Regions from separate parts of the Homo sapiens genome. Here region 1 is linked to region 2. The links are chromatin contacts, found by Hi-C in ENCODE. All regions are on one chromosome and are shown on one strand. The core of a region is the stretch at or near the end of the contact, and the rest is flanking DNA. Distances in the headings are between cores, read along the strand shown.

Region 1 (6,533 bases), core at 3,400-5,899, 5.2 Mb before region 2:
CAAATCAAATGATGCTCCTCAGGAGGCTCTGATGGGGAATGTGTTCCTTGGCATCTCCCAGCTCCTGGGGGCTGCCTCACTCTGATCTTCAAGGCCAGCATCTTCCAATCTGCTGTGTGTGGATATCCCTCAGCCTCCCTCTCATGAGGGAACTTGTGATCGCATTTAGGGCCCACTAGGATTATCCAAGGTAATCTCCCCATCCTGAGATCCTTAATCTAATTATATTAATATCTGCAAATAAGGTAACATTTACAGGTTCGAGAGATTAGGCCTGATTATCTCGAGAGGCGGTCATTCAGACTACACTGTCTTTCCAGGTTCTGACAGGTTTTCTCTTCTGAAAAGTTGGTTGATTCATGCAATGTCTACAACAGTACTGCTAATAAAACCCTGCAGTAATGGAAATGTTTTCTGTCTGTGCTGCCCCTAGCCACATGTGGATTTTGAGCCATGGACGTGTTACAGGGCCTCTGCCCAAGTAACTCAAGGGGCAAAGGACCACCACCAGGACTCCGTGGAGTGCTTTGTGAAACCAGTGGTTATTCTTGACAACTATTTGCTAGAGCCTTCAGACTTTTAACACAGTTTTTACACCTTTCATCTTGACAGTACCTAGAAAACCTTGCCATTCTCTTGGCCCACTTCACTGGACCACTGTTCTGACAGAACTTGCTAGGGCCTTTTAAGGCTCTGGGGTTGTTTTCTGTATATTGATGTTCTATGTCTGTGCTGCCCCTAGCCACATGCAGCTATCGAATATCTGAAATGTCAAAACCAACCATATCCACTGATTTTTGTATACTTGCTCACTGATTCTCGTGATACCTAGAATAGTACTTGGCCCATAGTTAATGCTCCATTAAAAGAACATTAGAGCTATTCCAGTATTATGTAAATACTAAGTATCAGTTCCAATTTTAGTAGATGTGCTGCTGAAACACACACAGTACTAAATATCAGTATTGTCATTTTGTTCTTACATTATGACTATACGGTGTTATAAAAATGATTAAATAGTACTACCAACTAATATATCATTTGCTGAGTATTTACTACTTACCAAGTAGTCTGATGTACCACATATAACTCATTTTAATTACTTGTTAATAGAACCTAACACTAAGAGGTTTAAGATCACACACAGAGATTTGAACCTAGGCTCAACATTATGCGGCCCTTAGAAGGGGACTGTAAGCCACTTACCTACAAAAGGTCAAGCACCTGACTAGACCCTCTGTAATATGGTGGGAACTAAGGTGGACTTTACAGAATGGAGAGAAGCAGAGGCAGTTAGGTAAGTTTGCATGCGATGCGCAATGTAGTTCTGATGCTACAGGGCCATTACAGGGTGCTAAAGAAAATCAAGAACACATAGAAGGGCTGATGGTGGTCAGAGAAAAGTTAGGTTAAGAGCAGTAAAGTATAAGGCAATAGGGAGCATTCCAATTAAATTAAAACATTCAGAGCCCCGCAGGCCAGAGCACGTTGCCATTTTACCATAGTTTGAAAATAACCAACTTTCCACTACTACAGACATAAAGTCCTCCGCTCCTTAAGGGCACTTCTCTACAGCTTCACTGCTTCTCCAAACCTTTAAACACAACTATCCTCAGGGCCTTTGCACTAGTTTTCCCTCTGCCTAGAATGCTCTTCCCTCAACTATAGATAAGGCCATGGCATCTCCCTCAGCTCTTTCATGTTGAGTGAGGCCTCCCTTGCCGGCCATGTTAAGTCATCTCCCTTTCCTTACCCCCTTAGCAATTATAGCCAGCTAACACATTAGTTGAATGTATTTTTTGTACTAGTCTGTTCTCACATTGCTATAAAGAACTGAGACTGGGTAATTTATAAAGAAAAGGTTTGTCTCATGGTTCAGCAGGCTGCACAGGGAGCATGGCTGCTGAGGCTTCAGGAAACTTACAATCATGGGGTATGTCTAACAGGAAGCACATGGCCAGAGTAGGAGGAAGGGGAGGTGCCACACTTTTAATCTAAACTCTGCCATTCTTCTGCCTCTGCCTTGAGATAACATGTGCACAATTGCATAACCTTTATTTTTATTAATTTTTCTTTTCAGGCTGGAGCACGGTGACAAGATCATGGCTCAGTGCAGTCTCAACCTCTTGGGCTCAAGCAATCCTTCTGCCTCATTTTTTGTAGAGACGAGGTCTTACTATGTTGCCCAAGATAGTCTTAACTCCTGACCTCAAGTGATCCCCCTGCCTTGGCCTTCCCAAGTGCTGGGATTACAGGCATGAGCCACTGCCCCAGCCACACTACACATCTAAACAACCAGATCTCATGAGAACTCACTATCACAAGGAACAGCAAGAGGGAAATCCACCCTTTTCATCCAATCACGTCCCACCAGGCCCCTCCTCTAACATCGGGATTACAATTCAACATTATCCAAACTTGTGAGCAATTACCTAAATTTATGAGGCTAGACTTTACAATATGGAACATAAAAGTTTAGATAAAAAGGTAAGAACAATGCTATGAATTAAGAATGACTCCAAGATAAATATTAATACTTGCTACATAGACACACACAAAAAAACAGAATATGCTGACAGATACTCCTTCTGTGCCAAATTTTGTGAACCTTCTTAGGCTCAATGCAATGAAATAATATGAAGAGTTTATATTCTTAACAGCTCGACTGTGGTCCTTTCCTAGTTTGGTTGAAATAATTCTTAACTGTTACACCAGGACACCAAATCTCAAGAGACAAGTGACTTTCCAGAAGTCACATTGCCTAAAAGTTATACATGTGAAGCCTCTCATTCAGAGATACTCACAGGTGATGAAACTTGAGTTATCACTAATCCATTTCTTTACCTGTGAAATGGGAGAATAGAATCTGTAAGGTTAGCCGAGAGAAAAGACAAGAGACCCAAGGTCAGGCCAAGTAAGTTTATTAACCTGCCAGGCTTCTCCACCAGTCGGAGGTGGCAGCCCTGAGCTTACAAAATGAGGGGTTTATATGGGGGAGAGAGACCCTGGGGTTGTTAGTCAATTAACTTTACCACATATAATCTCATGACCGGCTTACAATATATTATCTTGTGAAAATAGGAATTTACAAGGGGGTGTAATCCACGTTTCTCATGACCTCCCCCGTGCCACCCAGAGGGCTTCGGTGTAGCAAGTCTGGTGACCTTGCTATAGCGCCTAGATAACGGTTCAGGAATGCAGCTGCAGAGTATTCAGGGTAAGGGTCAGCTGCATTGAGTTAGCGGGGGCGGAGTGGTCCTGGGGCAGCCTGTCCCTAACAGAATCCACCTCCGAGTTGTGACAATTAAATGAAAAGGTTGAAAAGGTGAACATGAAGCACCTGCTACACTGCCCTGTTGCCACCAGCATTGTCACTGCTCTAGCTCCTGTGGCACTGCACGGACACGTGGTTGCTACAAGTTAGTACGCATATTTGGCCTTATTAGAGGCACTTTCCTATTGTAACTGAAGGGATAGTTGGCTTAAGTCAATTGAAATACCAGCAACAGGACATTCCAGCTTCAATGGCTTGTGCCTGTAGTTGTCAACCTATAGAAAGAAAAGTTTTAAAATGACGTTTTAACCAAAGAAAACTGAAATGTATTGCTTGTTCTATAAACTGTAAAGAAAATCACAAAGGCGCTCAAGTTGTAACGAAACTTTTTCTGGTTCAGTTGTGACTCCAGACAGGATCCAAAGAGGAGCTTTCCAGTCTCTTCTCTGGGTTTTATGGAGACTTACTTTACCCTTCTGTGTTAGCCTCTTAAAGCACTGGGTCAACCTTAAAAGGGCACAGGAAAGGGTGCTTTGTGATTTTTTTTCTTTGATTTTTACAGGGTTCACTACTATTTTCCGCGTTGCTCTCAATACCTCGTGGATCTCTGCTTCTCTAAGTCTGAAACCACACTAGAAACACAGCTGTTTTGTTTGGTGAGCCCCTACATGGATGTTTCCTTCCAGTTAAGGGGAGCCGGATTCGGACCTTGGCGACAAACAGACGCCGGGGAACCCTCCGGTCCCACTGGCCACGTGCTCCAGGCTGACTCATTCCTTCCCCCACCCCGCTCAAGGCTAGGAACATACCTGCGCTAAGAACTGAGGCAGCTGCACTTCCGCAGACGTAAGAGACGAACTCCTGGAGCTCAAGGTCGGCTGGGGTTGGGTTCCTGTCCCGCACGCGTGGCCCGCCCGAAACCCGCTACATAGTGGCGCGTCAGCCCTGGGGAAGCAAAGCGCAAAATTGTTACGGTGCCCAGACCTGCGCCGGGAACCTCCGGCTGTTCCGCTGGGCGCGGCGCCTGTGCCTCGCGCAGCCCCGGGACGGGCACCGCCGCCCGCCCCCCGGGCCGCCGAGGGCTGCTCTACCCCTCCGTTCTGGCCGCCGGGAGCAGAGGAGCTCGAGGCGGGCAAAGCTCGTGGGGACACCGGGCGAGCCCAGCCCCTGATCGGACCCACGGGCCGGCCGGGCGCCCTCCCCGCGGGAGACCGAAAGCCGAAGACTGGAGATGCACTCACCGCGCAACTCCAGCTGACAAAGAGGCCTGCGACCTGCGACGGGCGCACAAACCAGAGAGGCGGCGCGGGGCGGGGAGGGAAGCAGGAGGGTCGCGAGGCCCGCAGCCAATCCCGGGAAGACTCTGGGCAAGGGCGGGGCGCGCAGCCGATCCCCTGGAGAGGTCGGGTAGCTCAGCCAATCCCGGGAAGATCCTGAGCGGGGCGGGGTGGAGGGCCGCGGCACGCACAGCCAATCCCGGATGGGGCGGGACGGGCCCGGCCATTGGCTGTCGGTGTCCGGGGCCGGCCTAGGTGTGGCTCATGCAGTAGCACGGGGATAAGCCATGTCTGCGCGCGGAGCATCCTTCTCTGAATTAGATTTTTCAGGCTACCTACCAATCCCCGGCGTTGGTGATTTTGGTGCTCTTGGGCCCTAGACCCTTCCTCGGGTGCCCTTCTGGAGAGGGCATCGAGGTTACTCCAGGGTTGGCCTAAGGCCCTGGGATTCCCTTTCTTAAAGCCACACTAATCCGGTGTGTGTTCATCATCTGTGTCCGCCTAAACCGTAAGCTTAAAGAGAAGCCACGACCATGTCTTGTTCAACAAGCTCACTCCCGTGGCCTCTCCTAAAGCTAGAAGGACTACCTCCTTTCCTCATGCTCCCTCTTTATTCATTTACAGAGTCCAATAAGTAGACCATAATCAGCTGGAGGGTAGGAGTTGGGGAGGTTGAGAAGGCAACCATAGCAATCTCAAGGTAACAGGCTCAAACTTGGCAAACAAATAAGTAGAAGAAAATTGGAGTATATGCTAAAAGGAGAACTTCTATTGCTGTTTCACGTACTTACCATCTGCTAACAAATCTAATCCTCAAAATATATTTAATCATCTCCAAATTATAGATGGGGAAATAATTATGTTATGTAACTTGCCCAAAGTCACAGAGCAGCTAGCCAGTGGTAGATCCAGGATTTGAACTCAAGCAGCCTGAAGGCAGAGCCCCTCAAACAACATGCTACCTAGCCTTTCCCCAGGTGTTGGGGGTGGAGCAGGAAGGGAAACCAAAAAATAGCCTACACTTGGTTAACAGATCAAGACAGGCAGCTCTGGTGGGGTGTGGCTTTGTAAACAGAAAGAACAACTCGTCCAGAGCCCCAAGATAAAACAGGAAAGGGCTTTACCTGTTTAAGGACTCCCAGAAATGGAACTTAAGGAGCAGAGTGGCCTGAGATGAGAATGGCTTGGGGCCAGACCATGCAGGAAACCCTGGAAGAGTTTTTTTGTTTTGTTTTGTTTTTGAGATGGAGTCTCGCTCTGTTGCCCAGACTGGAGTATAGTGGCACGATCTTGGCTCACTGCAGCCTCCACCTCCCAAGTTCAAACTATTCTCGTCTCGGCCTCCCGGGTAGTTGGGATTACAGGCATGCACCACCATGCCTGGTTAATTTTTGTATTTGTGAAAGAGTTTATACTTTGTGCTAAGAATGATGGAAAGCTGTTCAAGTGTTTTGTTTGTTTGTTGTGTGTGTGTGTGTGTGTTTTAACAGGGGAATGATAGGATCTGATGTAGGGTGTGGTTTCGGGTGTGATTAAGGTGGTTTTGGTGGGAAGAAGAAGTTGAGTAAAATTTACCAATAAACCCTAGCACCTAGTCATCATCTTGCAGATATTCATAGGATCTTGTTGAAATTGGAGAGTGAATACCAGTTTGTTGTCCCTTCACCTTTCTCAAGAGTCTTCCAAACATATCTCTAGTTGGAATCTGTTCTTTTTATAGTCCCTTTGGATAGCTGAGAGATATTACCTTTCCTTTAACTATGGCAATGCATGTGGTCAGGCAACATGGGAAAATATAGGAAAAGAGAAGTAAATCTCCTTAGTAAAGAGACTAATGCAGGAATTCAGCAGCAACCTAGCAGGGGCTGGGGGTAGTTGTGCAGAATGTCTTCCCTCCTCCCCAAATCAGGGGATAAAAATGGGAAGGAATTATGAAAGAATTATATTTGTGTTTGATTTAAGAGAAATTCACCTTAATCTGA
Region 2 (7,214 bases), core at 3,217-5,716:
GGCTCACCGCAACCACTGCCCCCCGGGTTCAAGGGATTCTCCTGCCTCAGCCTCCCAAGTAGCTGGGATTACACACATGTGCCACCACGCCCAGCTAATTTTGTATTTTTAGTAGAGACGGGGTTTCTCCATGTTGGTCAGGCTGGTCTCGAACTCCTGACCTCAGGTGATCCGCCCACCTCAGCCTCCCAAAGTGCTGGGATTACAGGCGTGAGCCACCGCACCCGGCCTGGAACTGGAATTTCTAAGTCAAAGAGTAGGTACATGTAGAAAATTTTATAAATGCAATCAAAACCCTCTAGAAAAATTGCCAATGGCAATGTATAGGAATGCCTATTTTTAAAATGTATATTATTATTTTATAATTTTGTCTTTTAATTTTTACCATTGAGATCATAACCCAAGACTACAGGCCCGTGGATGCAAATTAGGAGTCATTTACTATAATGCTTATATTAGTTGGGATCAGACTGAGGGATATTGACATGAAGCCCGCCATAAAAAAGGCTTAAATAAGGGGGAAGTAGGGTAGTATTTCACGTACATGTCCATGTAGGTAGTCCTGAGCTAATGTGGCATCAGGCATGGGTTCAACAATGTCAGGTACCTTAATTCCATCCTTTTGCCGCTTTGTACTTGGTCCATGACCTCCCTGTCCAAAAACAGCATCATTTGAGTTCTAGAAAGCAAGATGGAAGCAGAAACAAAGAAGAAAAAGGCAAATGGTACATTTGGGTTCTCCTTAAATAAAAGGTACCGAGAAGTGCTATATAATACTTCCATTTTCGTCCTATTGGCCAGCACTTGGACACCACCCACCCCAGATGAAAGGGAGGCTGGGATATGTACATTATTTTATTTGAGCTTCAGGACAACTTTATTAAATATGTGGTAGTTTTATCCCTATATTCAGTAGAGGGAACTTAGGTATGAGAGTTTATCCAACTTGTCCAAGGTTATATGGTTAGTAAGTGGTGGAGACATAACTGGAATCCAGGTCTGTCTGACTCTAGACCCTGTACACTTAATCACCACACCATTGCACCTCAAAAAGACTTTCACCAACAAAGAAGCTATAGTCTATGGCTCTGTCTCTTGTTCAGGGCATAAAACTTCATGCTGGCTTGGATGACAGATGCTTTACTATCTCTTTTAGTCTGCATTTCACTTCCACAAGCATCTCTTTCTCTTCCACAAGCATCCAATCCACCATCAACTTCTATAGGTCTTAGTTCCAAAATATATTTTGATTCTTTCCATTTGTATCTAGTTCCTGCTACCACCATCTATCACTAAGCCCCTGGAATTCTACAGTCTGGGGGTGGAAACTAGGCCATATTAACTCTAATCTCTATATTAGTTAGAATAAGTCTGGAGTAGCCTCCAAATTGGTTCCCCTTCTTTTGCTCTTGCACTCTAAGATCTGTTTTGCATAGCATAACTATTTTCCAGTTTCCATGGTATAAGCATTTAAAAATGTAAACCACATTATGTCAATTCACTGGTCCAAATCCATGCCCACATCTCTGGTATCTTCTTTACCAAATCCATGCCCACATCTCTGGCATCTTCAAGGCCTGTCCAGCCACACAGGCCTTGGGTAATTATGCTGAATAAGGCAGGCTTTCTCTTGCCTCAGAGCCTCTGCATTCTGCTCACAACTATTTTTCCCCAGATGTTGCCTTCATGTCTTTTCAGCCTTTATGCCTTAGTATAAATGCCATTTGTTAGCTAGGTGCTTTTTGACCAATCTAAGGTATATTTCTACCATCCCTTTCTATTACATGACTGTTTTATTTTCCTGAAGATACTTCTCAGTATATTTCATCATCTTAATTGTCTATTTGTTCATTATCTAAGCACTCCTTCTCCTCTGAAACCAGAAGGTAAATTATTGTCCACTGCTTGCATTCCCAGAGTCATTAGAGCATCTAATCAATGGTAGATGTTTAATCAACAATTGTTAAAGAATGAGTGAATGAGTGAATTTCCCAAAGCATGGCGCGCAAAACTCTTTCCTCCTTCCACCTCAAAACAAAAAATCTCAAGGAAACTAACTTCAGAAAAAGAGCACCAAATTATTTCACAAATAGCAAGCTTGAATTCCAGTTTAAGCTCAGCAAGGGCACACACTGTGGTTTACCTAAGATCTTTGTACACCTCTCCCAGCTGTTAGCAATGACCTACATCACCTATACAGCACTATATAGCTGGCTAGTTGGGTTTCAGATGCAGATCACATCTCTAAGGCAGTGACAGTTCACTAGGAGGGTAACTTTCTGGAACCCACTAGACTTTGGCTAGATAACAGTAGAGCAAAGAAGTCCACATAGAAGGGAATATAATACAATTTTCTATGTGCCAGGCCAGACTTCATTGCAAGAACTTCACATATATCAACTTACAACCACCCTGTAAATCCTAGGCTGTCATTATAACCAATTATACAATTTACAGGGTTGTTGTAAGGAATGAGAAACACAGAGAAGTGAAAATAGCTTGCCCAGAGTACATAGTCATTTGCAGAGCCAGGGTTTGAACTTATGAAGTTTAGCTCCAGAGTTCATGCATTTAAAGATTGCTATAGTACAAATAAGATTTGGGAGATGGAGACCAGAATATACCTCATAGAGATGGAACTACAAGAGACAGACATATGTTTTGAAAACCTCTTGGATTACACACATAAGAACATCCTCTTACTAATCAAAGGGCAAATATTAAGCGCTGTCTCTCTTGCAAGTTGTTAACTATTTTGGAAACCATATTTGTTGCAGGCTAAATTTTGTCCCATCCAAATTCAAGAGTAAAGATCAAATTCTTCTTAGTACTCAGTGTTGCTTGAAAGATGAGTTAGGACCTAATTCTCTGTCCTCTGACTAAACCTTGGGCCCTGTTAGGTGTGTCATTTTACCTTATTTAGTCATGTTACGTGGCCTTAGGTAAGCCATATCATTTCAGTTCCTCAGCAGGGGTAGTCAAGCATGCAAACTGAGATCACCGTTTCTGGCCTCAGACCAGTGATTTTGTAACTACTATCTATGTGACCTTACAAAATATATTACTTCAAGTTCATTTCCTCATCTGTAATACCCACTGTACAAGGCTGTAGCAGGAATTAGTAAGATAAAAATATATGAAGGGTTTGACATATAGTAGATGCTTGAAAGTACTTTTCTCCCAATTATTATAATACATAAAATTTAAGTTTTTTTCTCAAAATAGACCTTACCCATCATTAGATTTACAGAAAGACTCAGGTGAAGTAGTTTTCCAGACTTCTCATTTTAACTATTACTAGGGGAGCTCCTATTCACAAAGTATCTTAAGACAATTACATTTAAGATAGGGCAATGAGTGTTGTGCATCTATCTGCATTAAGAACTAGAAAGTGGTAAATAAGTGAGGGACAGCTAAAATATCATGAAAACTCACGGGAGAAAGAAATTGACTTCACCTTTTAGAGTTGAGGCACACAGAGAAAGGACGTAGGAGGTAAACCTAGAATGCTGCTAATGAGTAGTTTTTCTCTGCGTAGCCCATAGATTGAATACTTTCTCTTCTGCTTCACCATTTTGCACCACTTTTATTATTAAATTTATAAATTAGATTGTAATTCCTGTTTCTGGTCTACTAGTTATTATTATCCGCTTTTGCAGGACATGCTCATTTTACCACCACTGAATTCTTCAGCACCTGATTAAAGTAACAGCTGTAATAAGAAATAACAGAAAGGATATTTGGACTTTGAGCTTAGTCCAACATTAATAGCATGGCTCTTGAGTCTGATTGATTTTGTTTAACTTCAGACTGGGCCTCTTACTTAGGTCAGTGATTTTTAGCGTTGCCAGATAAAATACAGGACACCAGTTAAATTTGAATTTCAGATGGACAAATAATTTTCAGTATAAATATATCCCATACAATATTTAGGGGATACTTACAACAAAATATTATTGTTTATCTGAAATTTCACATTTAACTGGACGCTTGGTATTTTCATTTGCTAAATCTGACAACCTTAGTGACTTCTCTAATCATGTTTGCTTTCTGCAAATAGGGCTGAAAATAGTACCTTCTCCCTAGGATGATCTATATACAGAACGTTGCTCATGGCAAAACCTTAATTTACCTTGCAAATCAGGATACTTTAGTAGAGACTTCTGTTAAAACTCTGGGACAATGACCATGCCCAGGCACCCAAAAAGATGGTTACCTTTATTCGACGGTTTTCTAAAGAGCACAGAGAAAGTTCAATAGAACCCTAAACAAAGGTACAAACTGCGTTGAAAGATACGTAAATGTGCCTTTAATAGCACAAGGGTATCTTAGCCACATCACTGCAAACTGCAGTCTCCCTGGTTACGGGGAAAGCGGTAGTTCGGTCTCTGCGCAAGCGCACAGGGACTTCTTGGGTCCACGCCCCTCCCCGCCGGCGAGAGTCACGTGGGCGAGTCGTAGCTTTAGACAAGCGGCCAGCCTTGACACGTGACCCAAGCCCCAGCTTCGCGCAGGGATGGAGCCGGAAGAGGGGACGCCCTTGTGGCGGCTGCAGAAGCTGCCGGCCGAGCTGGGCCCGCAGGTGAGGGCGGGTACCGGGGGAAGCGGCGCGGGGCCTGGGATTCGCGACAGCCCGGCGTGCGGATCAGGCCGGGTGCGACCCGGACGCCTTCGCAAGCTCCCTAGGGAAGGGAGGAGGAAGGGGCGTGATTTCGGGTGGTTGGTCCCCGCCTTCCCTGGGGAGCCTAGGAGGACAGCTTGGGGCGCCACCCCCAGCCTAGAGGTGCAGCTCCAGGGGCTTTGCGCGCAGAAGCGCCCACACCAGACTGGGCTTTGAAAGCTTAAGTCGGTGTTTGCTGCCTCTTAGTATACGTTTTCTTAATTCATTCAACACATAACCTCCCAAAGGCTCCCTACCTACCGGACAGCAGGTACAGAGCTAGGTGCTGGAATACAATGTGACAAAGACCGAAGCGGACCCTGCCTCCCCCCTTGAGGGTGGTTGGTAGGAAGAGAAATAACTGGGCGAGTTACTTTAGTTAGGATCGTCCCAAGAGGTGATGTACCCATTGACTTCCAGTCTGTAAAAGAACCTGGCTTGTAAGAATCTGGAAAAAGCAACCACATTCATTTGTTCAGCCAGTTTTTCATTGAAGTCTACCATAGATTGAGCGCCCCGATGGGATGAGGTAAATGGTGAGTGAGACACAGCCTGTGCCCTGGTGGAGCATCTTTTTTATAAGTCTCAATTTTGGCTTCCTGTTTCCTCTATTCCATTTATACTGGAGAAAGTGTGGAGGAGACAGAAAGGAATGAACTTACCTCCTGCCAGGGTCAAGAAAAAAAAACACCTAATTCTTTTCTTTGTTTTTGCAAGTGAGGAACCTGAAATGTCAGCAGAAATTTTGGCTAACTTGCCCAGGATTGCCCATCCAGTTAGTGGCAGAGCTGGAACTTATGCTCAGATCTGTTGATTCTGAGTGTTTTATTGGCTTTTGGCTCTCCTTGTCTTCACTCTACCCATTTAGATAAGGCCCATAACCTTTATTACCATATATGTCGATGACTTCTAAATCTTTAGGTCCAGCCAAAAATTTCTTCCTCTATGGTTCAAGAATGCCAGGTAAAAAACAAAACAAAACCCCAAAAACCCCAAACCAAAATCTCTTCCCTGAGTGTCAGGCTTCTGCCACAGGTACCTCAAATTCAGTATGCCCTTGCCTCAGCTCTTCTTTCCCCCTGGACCTACTCCTCCCGTAGCCTCATTTTCGGTTTGTGGCACCACCACTTTCACCCAGCCCCTCTCAACCTGACGTTCTAGGTTTCATCCATGGCCCCCCCTTTTCACATCTCTTCTACCTCTTTACTGCCTCCATTTTGAGTGTCCTCAACAATTTAAGCCCCTTAATCTTTAACTCCTTAACTGAAAATTGAGGCATCTGGGCTCACCCTCTCTCTTACATCTTCCAACCTGTTAGCAAATATATGGAAAAATAATGCAAATGTGTGAATAGGTTGCTTCCCGGTTGAGCACAGATTGAAGTCTAGGCTCTTTTACTTTGTACACAAGGCCCTTTTTGATTTGGCTCCACCCACCTCTCCAGCCTTGTCTCCTGTCACCCCCTAGGCACCCCCCAAAATAACTTGCTTGTGTCTAGAAATGCACTTCTTCTCTCCTGTTTTGCTTGGCCAACTACTCATCCTTTTAAGATGGACTTTTCCTTGCTTCCTCTCTGTGCTCCTTCGTACCTTGTATATATTTTTATTATGGCCCCATCATTCTAAATTACATGTATTTGTATGTTTGCCTTTTTCGAATGGACTAAAGCTCTGTTATGGTAGGGCCTTATTTATTCTCAGTTTCCTCATTTGTAAAATAGAAATAATAACAATGGTTACTTCAGAGTTGTAGTGAGGATCAGTCCAGAGTGTGGTACCTAGTTAGGGATCCATAACGGTAGCTATTATAGTTTCTTTGCCATTAAATAAAGTCATTTCCATGACCTTTGTCATTAAATAAGGTCATTTCCATGACTTTATTTAATAACTGGGATGAAGTGTTCATTACATATTTGTGAATGAATAACAAACATATTCCAAAAAAGATAATGCTTTTATTTTTCAGTTTGAGTTCTGGGTTTTTTTTTTAGCATGGGGACAGTATAGGATAAGGTGTAGAGAATTTTGAATGGATTCAAAATTGAGTATGTTGATTTATGGTAAATAAAAATTCAGTTTGTATAGTATATTAGCCACCATTTGGAAGCAGTTGCTTGTGTTCTGGCATGTGTGGTGTTAGAGGGAAGGAGTTATTAGTTAAAATGGGGTGGAATATGATTATTTCCAAGTTATTTGGTTCAAATACTCCTCTTGTAAGATACAAATAACTTCAAGAAAGATAACCTTATTAAATGTTAAGTGCTTAGAATAGTACTGGCATTGTGTTATCTCAGTTAATAGATGCTGAAGGCATGAATTGGAGGAGGAGGACTAGTGATAATAATTAGAATGGTAACGAGGGCTAGCAATGTCTACATGTCTTTGTACATGCCAGGAAGATGCCAAGTGATTTGCACGTATTCTTATTCCATCCTTACAGCAAGATTAAGAGAATAGATGATATCCTCATTTAACACTTGAGGAAGCAGACTCAGAACATTTAAATAAAACTTGAAAATACTGAAACTGGGATTGGAACTGGATAGTTTTATTCC

The links. Hi-C counts contacts between places; a loop is a spot of excess contacts on that map. Pooled maps may share reads with other maps.
Region 1: a loop to region 2 is called in a map of CD4-positive, alpha-beta T cell, with 7 times the contacts of the local background. The contact joins the promoter of DANCR here to the promoter of COMMD8 in region 2. A Hi-C loop is called at or near these places in 4 of 168 maps with a recorded cell type or tissue (CD4-positive, alpha-beta T cell, CD8-positive, alpha-beta T cell and naive thymus-derived CD4-positive, alpha-beta T cell) and 8 of 50 pooled maps.

What each region holds. Positions count from the first base shown.
Region 1 is chr4:52,710,510-52,717,042 of GRCh38, reverse strand. It overlaps DANCR (differentiation antagonizing non-protein coding RNA), which reads right to left and starts at 4,649. Exons shown (of 5, transcript NR_145129.1): 1 at 4,516-4,649; 2 at 4,084-4,219; 3 at 3,501-3,549; 4 at 2,805-2,844. It overlaps MIR4449 (microRNA 4449), which reads right to left and starts at 4,361; the gene lies at 4,296-4,361. SNORA26 (small nucleolar RNA, H/ACA box 26) reads right to left here and starts at 3,794; the gene lies at 3,673-3,794. RefSeq lists an enhancer at 3,966-4,015 and silencers at 4,266-4,835, 4,010-4,843.
Region 2 is chr4:47,460,954-47,468,167 of GRCh38, reverse strand. It overlaps COMMD8 (COMM domain containing 8), which reads left to right and starts at 4,466. Exons shown (of 5, transcript NM_017845.5): 1 at 4,466-4,582. The coding sequence starts at 4,517. LOC107986277 (a long non-coding RNA gene) reads right to left here and starts at 4,285. Exons shown (of 3, transcript XR_001741683.3): 1 at 4,217-4,285; 2 at 545-652. RefSeq lists an enhancer at 2,778-2,827 and a silencer at 4,476-4,735.